Linked DNA regions of Homo sapiens: region 1 is linked to region 2. The links are chromatin contacts, found by Hi-C or POLR2A ChIA-PET in ENCODE. All regions are on one chromosome and are shown on one strand. The core of a region is the stretch at or near the end of the contact, and the rest is flanking DNA. Distances in the headings are between cores, read along the strand shown.

The links. A loop is a pair of places that touch in the nucleus more often than their neighbours do. ChIA-PET counts read pairs that join two places held with the same protein, here RNA polymerase II (POLR2A). Pooled maps may share reads with other maps.
Region 1: a loop to region 2 is called in a pooled map, with 4 times the contacts of the local background. The contact joins the enhancer-like site here to the promoter of HES6 in region 2. A Hi-C loop is called at or near these places in 2 of 50 pooled maps. POLR2A ChIA-PET finds 5 or more read pairs at or near these places in 3 of 52 experiments (HCT116, OCI-LY7 and T-cell).

What each region holds. Positions count from the first base shown.
Region 1 is chr2:237,750,336-237,756,549 of GRCh38, reverse strand. LRRFIP1 (LRR binding FLII interacting protein 1) reads right to left here. Exons shown (of 24, transcript NM_001137550.2): 14 at 5,279-5,350; 15 at 3,071-3,241; 16 at 363-455. Among named protein-coding and RNA genes, the nearest start is that of RBM44, 45 kb to the left of the region's middle. RefSeq lists an enhancer at 3,420-3,469. Within about 2 kb of position 3,594, at least 3 of the 41 ENCODE cell types and tissues checked have a DNase peak (open chromatin) inside an H3K27ac peak, as active enhancers do.
Region 2 is chr2:238,235,781-238,241,948 of GRCh38, reverse strand. HES6 (hes family bHLH transcription factor 6) reads left to right here and starts at 1,911. Exons shown (of 4, transcript NM_018645.6): 1 at 1,911-2,124; 2 at 2,202-2,288; 3 at 2,381-2,462; 4 at 2,698-3,682. The coding sequence starts at 2,044. The coding sequence ends at 3,122. RefSeq lists enhancers at 1-505, 506-1,011, 2,912-3,480 and a silencer at 1,669-2,188.

The sequences.
Region 1 (6,214 bases), core at 2,345-4,844, 490 kb after region 2:
TATTTGGAGATAGGGTTTTTACGAAGTAATTAAGGTTAAATGAGGTCATAAGAGTGGGGTCCTGATCAAATAGGATTAGTGTCCTTATATGAAGAGACATCAGAGACATTGCTTTTTCTCCACCGTTGGAGGAAGGATATAGCAAGAAGGTGGCTGTCTGCAGGCCAGGAAGAGAGGCCTCACCTGAACCCAACCTTGATCTTGGACTCCCAGCCTCCAGAATTGTAAGAAAATTAATTTCTGTTGTTTAAGCCATGCTGTGTATGGTATTTTATTACTGCAGCCTAAGCTAAGATAGTCATGGCCTGACAAAATGCTCCAAAGGGAAAAAAGGAAAAGAAAAGCAGGAGAATGCTACCTACCTCGAGCATTTCCTCTCTTTGCTTCAGGGCCTCCTTGACTTCAGCAAACTGAAATTGCAGTATACTGTGGGCGTGTTTTTCCCTTTCAAATTCCTGTAAAGGAGAAAAACAGCACTAAAGCAGTGGAATCCCATGTTTCTGGCATGCCAGTTCAGGCTCTCACGATTTATAGTTTCTGTGGAACAAATCACCTGCTACTACATCATCACAATCTTCAAGGTCTTTTATTTTATTTTTTATTTATATATTTTTTTGAGATGGAGTCTTGCTCTGTTGTCCAGGCTGGAGTACAGTGGTGCGATCTCAGCTCACTGCAACCTCTGCCTCCTGGGTTCAAGCGATTCTGCTGCCTCAGCCTCCCAAGTAGCTGGGAATACAGGCGCCTGCCTCCATGCCCGGCTAATTTTTCTATTTTTGGTAGAGATCGGGTTTCACCATGTTGGCCAAACTGGTCTCAAACTCTTGACCTCAAGCGATCCACCTGCCCCAGCCTCCCAAAGTGTTGGGATTACAGGCATGAGCCACTGCACCTGGCCTTCAAGCCCTTTCAAACAACACAAACAGATTCCTCTGGACTTTATAGATGATGCCTGATGACTTACTGTCAAATTAACCTGAGGAGTTGATGCAATCAACAAGGATTTTCTGATTTCTTATCTACAGTGAAGCAAGAGCCGACGAAGGGCCCCCCCAGGGAGCCTGGTGTCTTCCACAGCACTGTGCTGAGAGCCTGGGTGAGGCTGCCCTGCAAGGACTTACCATAAAATGGCCCCTGCTGAAATATGACAAGGAAAACTCTTTGGGATAAAAAGGAGATAAACATGGCCTACTAAAGCATCTCTCATGAACAGCTGGTGGCCAGCTCTGTGCTTCAGGGCTGCCCCTTAAGAGACAAAAACAGGAGAGTTTGGGGGAGCAAATGGAGAGCCTGCAAAACCTAGCTGCTCCTCAGGCCTGGCCTCCCCACCTGAGGCTCAGCCCAGGAAGCTGGCAGCTCGGCTCTGCTGTGTTCCTGCCCAGTCACAGCAGCGCAATCCCTGGTGACGGCCTGAGACCCAACTCACTTTGCTGACAGCTTACAGGCCTGCAGGACGCTCCTTCCCTAGACCTGTCAGGCGGGTGATCTGAGATGGGATCTGGCCTGAGCTTCTGCTCACCCTGGCACTTCTGTTCGCCCACTTCCTTTAGCTTGGGGGTGGCTGGTGCCCTCCTGGCTATGACAAGGGCCCTCCTGTGGGGCTTTGCATGGCCCCTGTGTCCATCTCGGGACAGCATTCTAGCACCATCCAGCTTCTCTGGAGTGAGACTCGGGAGTTTTCAGTCCACTGAATGATGCCTAATGACAGCATTCCAGGAGGAATGCATATGCATTACAGGCCCCCACCCGAAGGGGGGCTGGGCTGTGCTCTCCACTCCTCCGTTCCCACATGACATCAGTCTTGTGAAAAGCTCCCCTCTTGCAGAGTTCAGCTATAAGGAACTTTGTGCGTAAAATGTTCTTCAGCTTCCAACTCAATTCTATAGCAGTCGAAGAAGCAGGCCTGAAGGTTGTCAAGGGTACCTTGGTTTTAACCCTTTGGATTTAGAGGATAATAGCCAGTTAAAAACAACAACAACAACGACACTCACACATTACATTTTCTGTTTTTCTCAGAATCTCTGAAAAATTGGACAATTCCTAAAAGTATGAAAAAAGTATTCCTTGCTTTCTATCTAAAGAACATCCAAGCCCAGCCTTCGTGGAATCAGTCCGCTGTCATTACTTATCTTAACACATGACTCATGCTTGAGACTCTCAATAGAAATTATATCTGATCTCAGCTATTAACAAACTAGTTCCAGTGGTTCCTAATGAAAGCTCAGATAAGACTATCTCTCTCTCTGAGCTTGGTGATATATTTAATTCTTAAGTAGAGTAACTGTGTCTTTTCCCAATCAGCAGAAAATAATATAATTTTCTTAAAATCTTTGATACTCATAACTATTTCCCTATGGTGTTGAGAGAGAACAAAATAAAAATCAGAAAATACATATGAATAGGAAAATCTTGAAGCATCTGATCGCACCTTATCTGAGCATGGTGGCTCTTTCATAGGTATGTTTTTTCATGGTTTTGCTTTTAGCTTAGATGTTCTCCTAGAAAAACTGTCTCCAGTTTACATGTTGAAATTATACGTATCAATATTTCAAGTCACTTGGCAAAGAGTATGGTACTTTTATTCTCAGATGTTTGGATTTCCTGGATAAGCGGAGAGCCATTGTTTAAAAATATAAAAATACATAATGTAAATTATACATTATATATACATACATACACACGATATATCCACACATACATACATACATACACACACACACACACACACCCTACCATTCCCTTTTTTTTTTTTTTTTTTTGAGACAGTGTCTTCTCTGTTGCCCAAGCTGGAGTGCAGTGGTGTCAACACAGCTCACTGCAGCCTCAACCTTCCAGGCTCAAGTGATCCTCCCACCTCAGCTTCCCAAGTAGCTGGGACTACAGCCATGTACCACCTGGCTAATTGTTTTAATTCTTTTTAGAAATGATGTCTCGCCATGTTGCCCAGGCTGGTCTCGAACTCTTGGGCTCAAGTAATCCTCCCACCTTGGCCTCCCAAAGTACCAGAATTACAGGCATGGGCCACTGCACGCAGCCTATTGTTAACATTCTGTATCATACTAATGCTTACTTTGTTTTTCTCTTCGTACTGCCGCCTAGATTCAGCCAGCTGTTCTTCAAGCTCCAGCAACATATCTTTTAGGGTATCAACCTGGTACATGAAGTTTGTCTTTTCATTGTCTAGCTGAGCATTGGAAACCATAGCCTTCTTATATTTCTCTTCAACTTCTGCTAGAGAGTCCTGTGGAAAGCAGGTCATATTTTTGAAATTGCAATAAAAAAATCAAAACAAAGAATCATTCAGTATTCTGTTAAAAAAAAACCCTCAGTCCTAAACTTAGACTATATTTCTTAGAGCAAATGGATCAGAAGAAGAAACACATGGCAATTTCAAATGCATGGAAATCCCCCTTTTCAATTTGGTCAAATTCTCATTGCTCAGAAAATTCACTATTAAAAGCAATGGACACACTCATTAGAACAAACGAGATACCAGTATGGAAAGGGATGTGGTCACAGAGGCAGTAGAGTCTCTGGCCCCACTCAGTAGCTGGGGAATCCCCCCAGCACGGCGTCCTAGGGCTGGGTGTCAGGCTGTTCAACAGATTTCTGAAGAATCACTCGAGGCGTGTGACCAGCCCTTGTGAAAGAGCCAGTGTGTGATGGCTGAGATAATTACATAGGGCCACAAGCCAGTGACTGCCAACCAGCCCTACTCTGGCTTATGAACCAGGAAAGGAGCAGTAGTGAGTTCAGATTTTTGACTCATAGGAAAATGGCAGGCAGATCTCACTGGGTAGGTCCTGGAAAGACAAAGGTCATTCCCTTTGAAGGACAGTCCAGAGAAAGAGGCCTGTAAAATACGCATGGCGATGCCCTCACGTGCCTCACACCCTTGCAGGTCCCCAAACATGAGGAGGGGAAGGCGATTCCAAAACAGAGAGGCAGAACCTTCAGGGCGCATACATGCAGAGCTAAAGGCAGCGGCAAGAGCTGCCAGTTCAGGTGCAGCAGAGGCTACCAGGGGGCTGGAGGGACCAGTGCTGGTCTAGCTCTGTACCTCCACACCAGGACAGCTGCTTCACGTGGGACCAGCGGGTCTCCGGTTGGTTCAGTGGCTCCCCAGCAGCATTTTTTCTTTTTTGAAACAGTGTCTCGCTCTGTCACCCAGGCTGGAGTGCAGTGGCACGATCTCGGCTCACTGCAGCCTCCACCTGCCAGGTTCAAGTGATTCTCCTGACTCAGCCTCCCAAGTAGCTGGGATTACAGGTGCGCACCACCACACCTGGCTAATTTTTATATTTTTAGTAGAGACGGGGTCTCACCATGTTGGCCAGGCTGGTCTCAAACTCCTGACCTCCGGTGATCCACCCACCTCGGCCTCCCAAAGTGTGGAATTACAGGCGTGAGCCACCACGCCTGGCCAAGTGGCTCCTTTTCGCATGAATTGAAAGCCAGAGTCTTATTTTTCCCCCTTTCAGGAAAGGTGGCAGATATGAAGATAGTGAATTAGTCATGATCGATGTCACCTCCTCTGTCTGGTGCCCTTTGATATTAAATTCAAATGATCTTGCAGGTACTTTCTAGGGGGCTGAAAAGGAAGTAACAGATACGCCACCCACTTCCAGATCCATGATCCGCTGCTGCCTAAGGAAGACAGTCACTGATTGCCCACCTTACTGTCAAGGAACAGGGCAACCACATCTCCTGGCTGGTGCAATGAAGTCACTGCACACTCTAAAAGCAGTGTGCACACGCTCCAAGAAAGCCAATGCCATAGTCAGTCTTTACTTCAATTAGTAGCATTTTACAGGGTGCAAATAATTGGGATGTTTCAAAAGTGTGGCATGTGAGGACGGCCTTATTAGTAGACATCAGATATTTTGAGAAGCAAATCAACTGAAGCATTTTTGTATACAACTACTACAAAAAGTGAAGAAAACCAAGAACCTTCTTCAAGTGTCTGGCACACGCCTATGGGAAATGAGAAACTGGTTTTAAGCCTGGGGGAAGGATGGTAAGTCTAAGGCATGCATCAGGGAGTATGTTAGTAACCTTTTCTACTGGGCAGTTACATTTTCAATCTTGGTTCAAACAATGCATTTGGGAAAATGGTGAGTGTACACCCATGCCGGCACTCCTGCCATTGTGAGTTCTTCTACACCCTGGAGCCTATTTACAGTAAGCATGCACTTTGAATTTCTTCTTTAGGATGTTGTTTTTTTTTTTAAGTTAAGTTGGGTTAATATCGTGAGACCACACGTCTGTGAATTGGTACCTTCATCTCTTTCAATCCCTGCATGTATTTGCCTTCTACATCCTGAATCTGGTCCTTTAACTCATTGAGTTCCTGGGGGAAATGGCAAAAAAGGCAGATGATGTCAAGGGAAAACAGGTGATTCCCTAAATCTTTTATACTTCAGGGTAGTTTCTATTTGGGTAGTCTGAGCACCCAATTTTCTTTTTTATTTTATTAAGCGTTAAGGGAAAATAAACTTCAATATTTAAAGATTAAAGTTCAGGTGTATCCCATATGATATTTTTACATGATTTTATACAATTTTAGTGTATCTCATATGATTTTACACAGTTTAAAAAACAGACAAAATAGAGCCTCGGAAAACGGTACAGGTTATTTCAACTCCTATTTAGTAATTCATTCAAGCACTAGGAGTTCCTACTCTGTGCAATGTACAGTAAGATGCTAGAGGCAAAAATCAGTAGCACTTTTTCCCTGCATTTATGGAGCTCCAAGTCTCTACTTTGCCAAATTCCTGGTGCCGGGGACAGCATCTGGCACCAGCCAGCCTCTCAGTAAGTACCTGAACAAATGAACGGCACGCGCAACCTAAGGGCAGAGAAACATCAGGACTGCCGCCAACTCTGCTGCTCTGCTGTAGAAACGGAAACAACAGGCCAGGCGCAGCGGCTCACGCCTGGAATCCCAGCACTTTGGGAGGCCGAGTGGGTGGATCACCTGAGGTCAGGAGTTCAAGACCAGCCTGGCCAACATGGCGAAACCCCGTCTCCACTAAAAATACAAAAGTTAGCCGGGCATGGTGGCGGGCGCCTGTAATCCCAGCTACTCAGGAGGCTGAGGCTGGAGAATCACTTGAACCTGGGAGGTGGAGGTTGCAGTGAGCCGAGATCGTGCCATTGAACTCCAGCATGGGTGACAAAAGCAAAACTCTTGTCTCCAAAAAAAAAAAAAAAA
Region 2 (6,168 bases), core at 662-3,161:
TTCCCTGGGGTGATGTCTAAGTGGTGAAGGAGAGTAAAGTCACAGGCTAATAATCCACTTCCTTGGGATCCACCACTCCAGCCCCACCCTGCCAGCCCCACTACTGGGCAGGTGGGGAGTGTGTGAAGTAAAGCGGTAGTTTCACACCCAGGTGAGTGATGCTGGGCTGGGGGAAGTCTCAGGACCCTGCTCATAGAGCAACCAAGAGCCAGAGCAGGGACAGTTGGGAGCCAGCGGGAGGGGGTCCCAGGTAATTACAGAGGTCAGTGAGGTGACTTTGGGAGCTTTCAAACCTCTCACCAAACTCACCCAGCAGGAAGCCTGCAGGGGTCCCTCTGGTGGAGAGGCGCAAGTAAAGGGGCCATGGGAGGCCTGTCAGACCTCTCTAGGGGCAGTGGGGCGGTCGGTCTGCAGCCTAGTCCTGCCGCTCCGCTCAGCTGCTGCGGTCCCGTGATGTTCCCCTCCCACGCGGCCTTCCAGCCCATCCTGCCAGGGCCACCCCTCACCTTCCCTACCTACCAGCGCTTCTGTGAGGCCAGGCTCTGCTGGGGGTGCGGGGAGGTGGACAGGGGGTCCTAGGTCAGACTGTGCCCTTGTCCAGGGACGCTTATAGCCTGGAGGGGCTCAGAACAGACCCTGACGATCCCAGCCCGGGTGAGTAGTGGGGACTGAGGAAGGCAGGTGCTGTGCGGGGCAGGCTGGTAGTCGGCCGGCTGGGGTCCGAGAAGGCGTCTCCCGTTCCGGCTCCTCCACACAGCGTCTGGACTGACGCCGGGGCAGGAGCCGGGCAGGGGTCCCCAGGACGCTGCCCGAGGGCGCGGCCCCACCGCCCACGCACCCCGCCCGCGGCCAAGAGGAACCCAGCAGATGGGCGGCCCGCCGCGATGGGGGAGTCGCGGGCGTCTGGCCGGGACAAGCGCCCGCCGCCTGCCCGCCGGACAAAGGGTGCGAGACAAAGGCGCGGCCAACACCTGTCGCTCTTGGCGCGGCCGCCGCTTTTCTCGCTTTTCTCCGCCGAAGCGGCCGCAGCTGCCAACTGTCACGGGCATCAAGTTACAGGACCAGACGGCAGCTTCGGCGGGCCTGGGAGGCGGGGCGCGGAGGACGAGGAGGGGAGGAGGGAGGCGGGCGGGGGGCAGTGGAAGGGAGGGAGGGGGCCCCGGGGGCCAAAGGGGACTAGAGGGAGATGGGGGAGCTCAGAGGGGGGCGGGGCTGGTGACCCGCAGAGCCCAGGGGGAGAGCGGCGCGGGCGGGAGCACCCGGGACCCCGCCCCACTAGGACTCCAGTGCTGGCGGAGGGCGGCGTCGGGGGTCCGGCCCGGCGTCTGGACGAGTCCGGAAGAAACTCAGGGGCCGCCCCGCCACCGCTGCCCAATGGACCCTGCCTCCCCGGGGCTTGGCAGCCACCCCAGCCGGGACCTGAAACCCCTCTAGGTCCAGAGACCGCGGACTTGACTGTGGCTCTGCACACCAGGGACGCATCTCCTGGGGCCAGTGGCCCCAGCGCTCAACTCTGGAGGCGCCATCGGCGAAGGAGGGAAATGAATGAATTAATGGGTGAATGAATGAGTGGACGGACGGACGGACGGACGGGTGGACGCCTGCTCGCACGCGCGGCAGATCAGTGGTCCTAGAGCAGCAGACGGAGAGAAACAAGCGCGGGCAGGGCCGCAGCTACCCGGGGTCGCCGCCCCGGTGCCGCCCCCGCGGGGGTCTAGGGAAGGCCGGGCTGGGGGCCCCGCCTAGCTCAGCCAGCTGCCCGACCGCCAGAGCCGCTGGGCCGGACAAAGCGCGCTGCCCCGATTGGCTGCAGCGCGCCTCGCGGTCGGCCGCCCCGGGCCCGCGCGGCCAATCGGCGCATTGAGATGCAAATAAGCGGCTATAAAAGGGGCGGGACCGCGGCGGGCCGGAAGCCGCGAGGAGCGCGGACGGCTGGGCTGCTGCTGGGCGGCCGCGGGGCAGCGGAGGGCGCCGGCACTCCGGTCCCCGCCGCTCCCCGTCCCCGCTGCTCCTAGCCCCTGCCGCGTCCCCGGCGGAGCGGGCATGGCGCCACCCGCGGCGCCTGGCCGGGACCGTGTGGGCCGTGAGGATGAGGACGGCTGGGAGACGCGAGGGGACCGCAAGGTGCGGGCCGGGGCCATGGGCGAGCAAGCGGGCGGGAGGCCGTGCGGGGCTGGGATTCAGTGCCCCGCTCCCCGCAGGCCCGGAAGCCCCTGGTGGAGAAGAAGCGGCGCGCGCGGATCAACGAGAGCCTGCAGGAGCTGCGGCTGCTGCTGGCGGGCGCCGAGGTGCGGCGGCCGGGCAGGCGCCGTGGGGCTGCGGGGCGGGCGGGCGGGTCCGGGAGCGCGCTGCCGGCTCACCGCCCTTCCCGCCCGCGCAGGTGCAGGCCAAGCTGGAGAACGCCGAAGTGCTGGAGCTGACGGTGCGGCGGGTCCAGGGTGTGCTGCGGGGCCGGGCGCGCGGTGAGTGGCGGCGGGGCGGGCGGGGGCGCCGGCCGCGGGCGCCTGTAACCCCTGCCAGACGGAGGACTTCCCTCCCGGCGCCCCTGTCCTGTCGGCGGCGAGGGCTCCCACCGGAGCAGGGTGCGCCCCCGCGTCTCCTGGGTGAGCCGCGTCCCCGCGGGCCGGGTGGGCTGGGCCACGCAGTCGCCGCTCACCGCGCGGGACGCGGCTCTCTCCCTCCCACCCTCGGGCCCAGAGCGCGAGCAGCTGCAGGCGGAAGCGAGCGAGCGCTTCGCTGCCGGCTACATCCAGTGCATGCACGAGGTGCACACGTTCGTGTCCACGTGCCAGGCCATCGACGCTACCGTCGCTGCCGAGCTCCTGAACCATCTGCTCGAGTCCATGCCGCTGCGTGAGGGCAGCAGCTTCCAGGATCTGCTGGGGGACGCCCTGGCGGGGCCACCTAGAGCCCCTGGACGGAGTGGCTGGCCTGCGGGGGGCGCTCCGGGATCCCCAATACCCAGCCCCCCGGGTCCTGGGGACGACCTGTGCTCCGACCTGGAGGAGGCCCCTGAGGCTGAACTGAGTCAGGCTCCTGCTGAGGGGCCCGACTTGGTGCCCGCAGCCCTGGGCAGCCTGACCACAGCCCAAATTGCCCGGAGTGTCTGGAGGCCTTGGTGACCAATGCCAGCCAGAGTCCTGCGGGGGTGGGCCCGGCCCTCCCTGGATCTCCTCCCTCCTCCCAGGGGTTCAGATGTGGTGGGGTAGGGCCCTGGAAGTCTCCCAGGTCTTCCCTCCCTCCTCTGATGGATGGCTTGCAGGGCAGCCCCTGGTAACCAGCCCAGTCAGGCCCCAGCCCCGTTTCTTAAGAAACTTTTAGGGACCCTGCAGCTCTGGAGTGGGTGGAGGGAGGGAGCTACGGGCAGGAGGAAGAATTTTGTAGAGCTGCCAGCGCTCTCCCAGGTTCACCCACCCAGGCTTCACCAGCCCTGTGCGGGCTCTGGGGGCAGAGGTGGCAGAAATGGTGCTGGGCACTAGTGTTCCAGGCAGCCCTGGGCTAAACAAAAGCTTGAACTTGCCACTTCAGCGGGGAGATGAGAGGCAGGTGCACTGAGCTGCACTGCCCAGAGCTGTGATGCTCTGTACATCTTGTTTGTAGCACACTTGAGTTTGTGTATTCCATTGACATCAAATGTGACAATTTTACTAAATAAAGAATTTTGGAGTTAGTTACCCTTGAAGTATTGTTGAGTGATGTGTCATTACTGTGTCAAGATATGTAAATGCTAAACTAAGCACATTTCCCCTGCATCTGAGGCTGGTGAATGTCCTTTAAAACCTCACCCTTTCTCAGCAGAGTGAGCAGTGTGATGGTGGTGGGGATGCACTCCGTGGCTGTCTCTGCAGCAGGCAGTGCTTCTGCCCCCCATGCTAGGCAGGTCCTCAGACCCAGCCTGTTCTTGGGCATTGTGTGTCCTGGAGAAGGAGTTTGTTTGCATGAGGCTTGTCTCCAGGGTAACTCAGCAATAGGGAGATGACCTGTCTCTGTGCCATTTTCTTGTTCATGAGCTTCAGGAATAATAAAATAATGCCTAATTGCTACCTATTTGGTTTGAAAGTATCTTTTAAAGACCTGTTTTAGGACCCACGAGCATGACATAGACATGAGTCTACTTGTGTGAGGTTGTTGCTTATCTTGACTGAAGAAGGAACTTCCCCACTGCTGCCATTGACTTCAGGGTCAAGGAGACCCACCCAGTTTGTGGCCTGAAATGAAAGCGCCAAGGCCCCAGGGGGCTTGAGCGTTAGGTCAAACTGGGTCCAGGAGGTCAGAACCCTCAGGGATGGAGGGTGGCAGGATGGGCAGCTGGGGTGCGGGAGCCTGCCCTCTTGGGCTCGGCCAGACCTGCAGATAGCACGTGGTCAGCCGGCTGAAGTCACCGCCACAGTTAGCCTAGCCCCCTCCTCCTGCTCCAGGACCCCAAAGCAGCAGCTTCTCACTGTGGGTTGGCAGTCCCCAGGCTAGGGCCAAGGTGTGACAACTTAGGATTGACGTCGGGGTCTCCTCTCTGGACATGTGCTTTTGCCTTAAGAACACCTTTCCCAGCAGCCCCTTTACAAAAGCCCCCAAGCAGGTCCTGGCCACCAGGGGTGTTTCAAAGTTTGAGGTTCACTCTGGCTCACCTCAATTCAATCATAGAAGCCATTGGGCTATAACCAGATGCAGCTTTATCATCTGGAGCCGAGCTATTGGGGCAGTGGGGGAGCCAGTGCCACAGAAGAAGTCTTGAGCAATGGAAATATCATTCCTGGGATTATTTTAATGTCCTCAGACAGGCTGATGTAGGATGTACCCACCAGGACACGGATGGATAACGGGCCATCCTGAAAGCCCTGGTTTCCAGTAGCACCCAGAGGCCATGCCAATGAGCTCTCATGCCATTCAGGGAGCATCAGCCATGGACTGCTTCAAAGGAACAACTTTCACCTCTCAAGTCCACTCATCACACCTTCCCAGATGCCCTAGGAGGGGGTCAAGGGGAAGCCCAGGAGGCAAGGTGCAGGAGGCTGACCTGGAGTAAAAGCGTTGCTAGGACCAGAGTCAGAAGCCACTAACCCAGAACTCTGGCCCTGTGCCCCTCCAGCCCTAAAGTCAGCTTCACAGTAATCCTCAAGTGCAGCTTCTTTTGGAAATGTAACTGGCTCCCACACCAGTGACCACTGTTGGCCTCCTGGGGCTGAGAGCTGCTCTTGCCTGCGGTGCAGCCTGGGGCCACCAGCTTCCCAGCCAGCTGGTTGTTTCACACCAGCTCCTCTCCCAGCACCCCCAGGCTCCCCACAAGCCCTTCTCTGAGGGCTGTCTCCTTCCCACCCGGATCCCTTCTCTAAGGGCTGTCTCCTTCCCACCCGGATCCCTTCTCTGAGGGCTGTCTCCTTCCCACCCGGATCCCTGACCCACTGTATTACTTTTCTATGGCTGCCAAAACCAACGACCACACTCTTGGTGGCTTCAAACACACGATTATTGTCTTGCAGTTCCACGGGTTAGAAGTCTGTCAGGATTCACTGGGCTAAGATCAAGGTGTTGGCAGGCAGGGCTGTGTGCCTTCTCCTGCCTCTTCATTCAGGGGCCACCCACATTCCTTGGAGGATGGTCCCTTCCTCCATCCTCAGAGTTCCTCGGAAGCATTGCGTCTCTCTGACCCTTCTTCCTTGGTCACGTCTCCTCCTTACTTCTACTTTTAAAGATCCTTGTGATGACACCAGCCCCCTGGAGAATCCAGGATAATCTCCCTGTATGAAGGTCTTTAGCTTAATTCTTAATCACATTTGCAAACTCCCTTTTGCCATGTAAAGTAGCATATTCGCAGGTTCTGGGAACTAGGATGTGGTCATGAAGGACATTCTCTGTGACACCTGCCTGCACCCTGGCCCAGGCGTTCTGCCTTCCATCATGAAGCAGTGTGGCGCCCGCTTCCGACATGGGCATGGGCCCCCATCCCTGCTCACCTGCTCAGGGACTCTGCTCTCCACTGCACCATTAGCTTCTCCTCCCTTCTGGATCATTCTCATTAACCTACAAACGGGCTGTAATATGAATACCTTTACTCGGAAGAACCTCCCTGGATGTGACATACTGTTAGCCTCTGTCTCAATGCTCTAAAGCAAAATTCCTTGAAAGCGTCATCTACACTTACTGCCTCCACTTCCACGCATCCCATTCCTC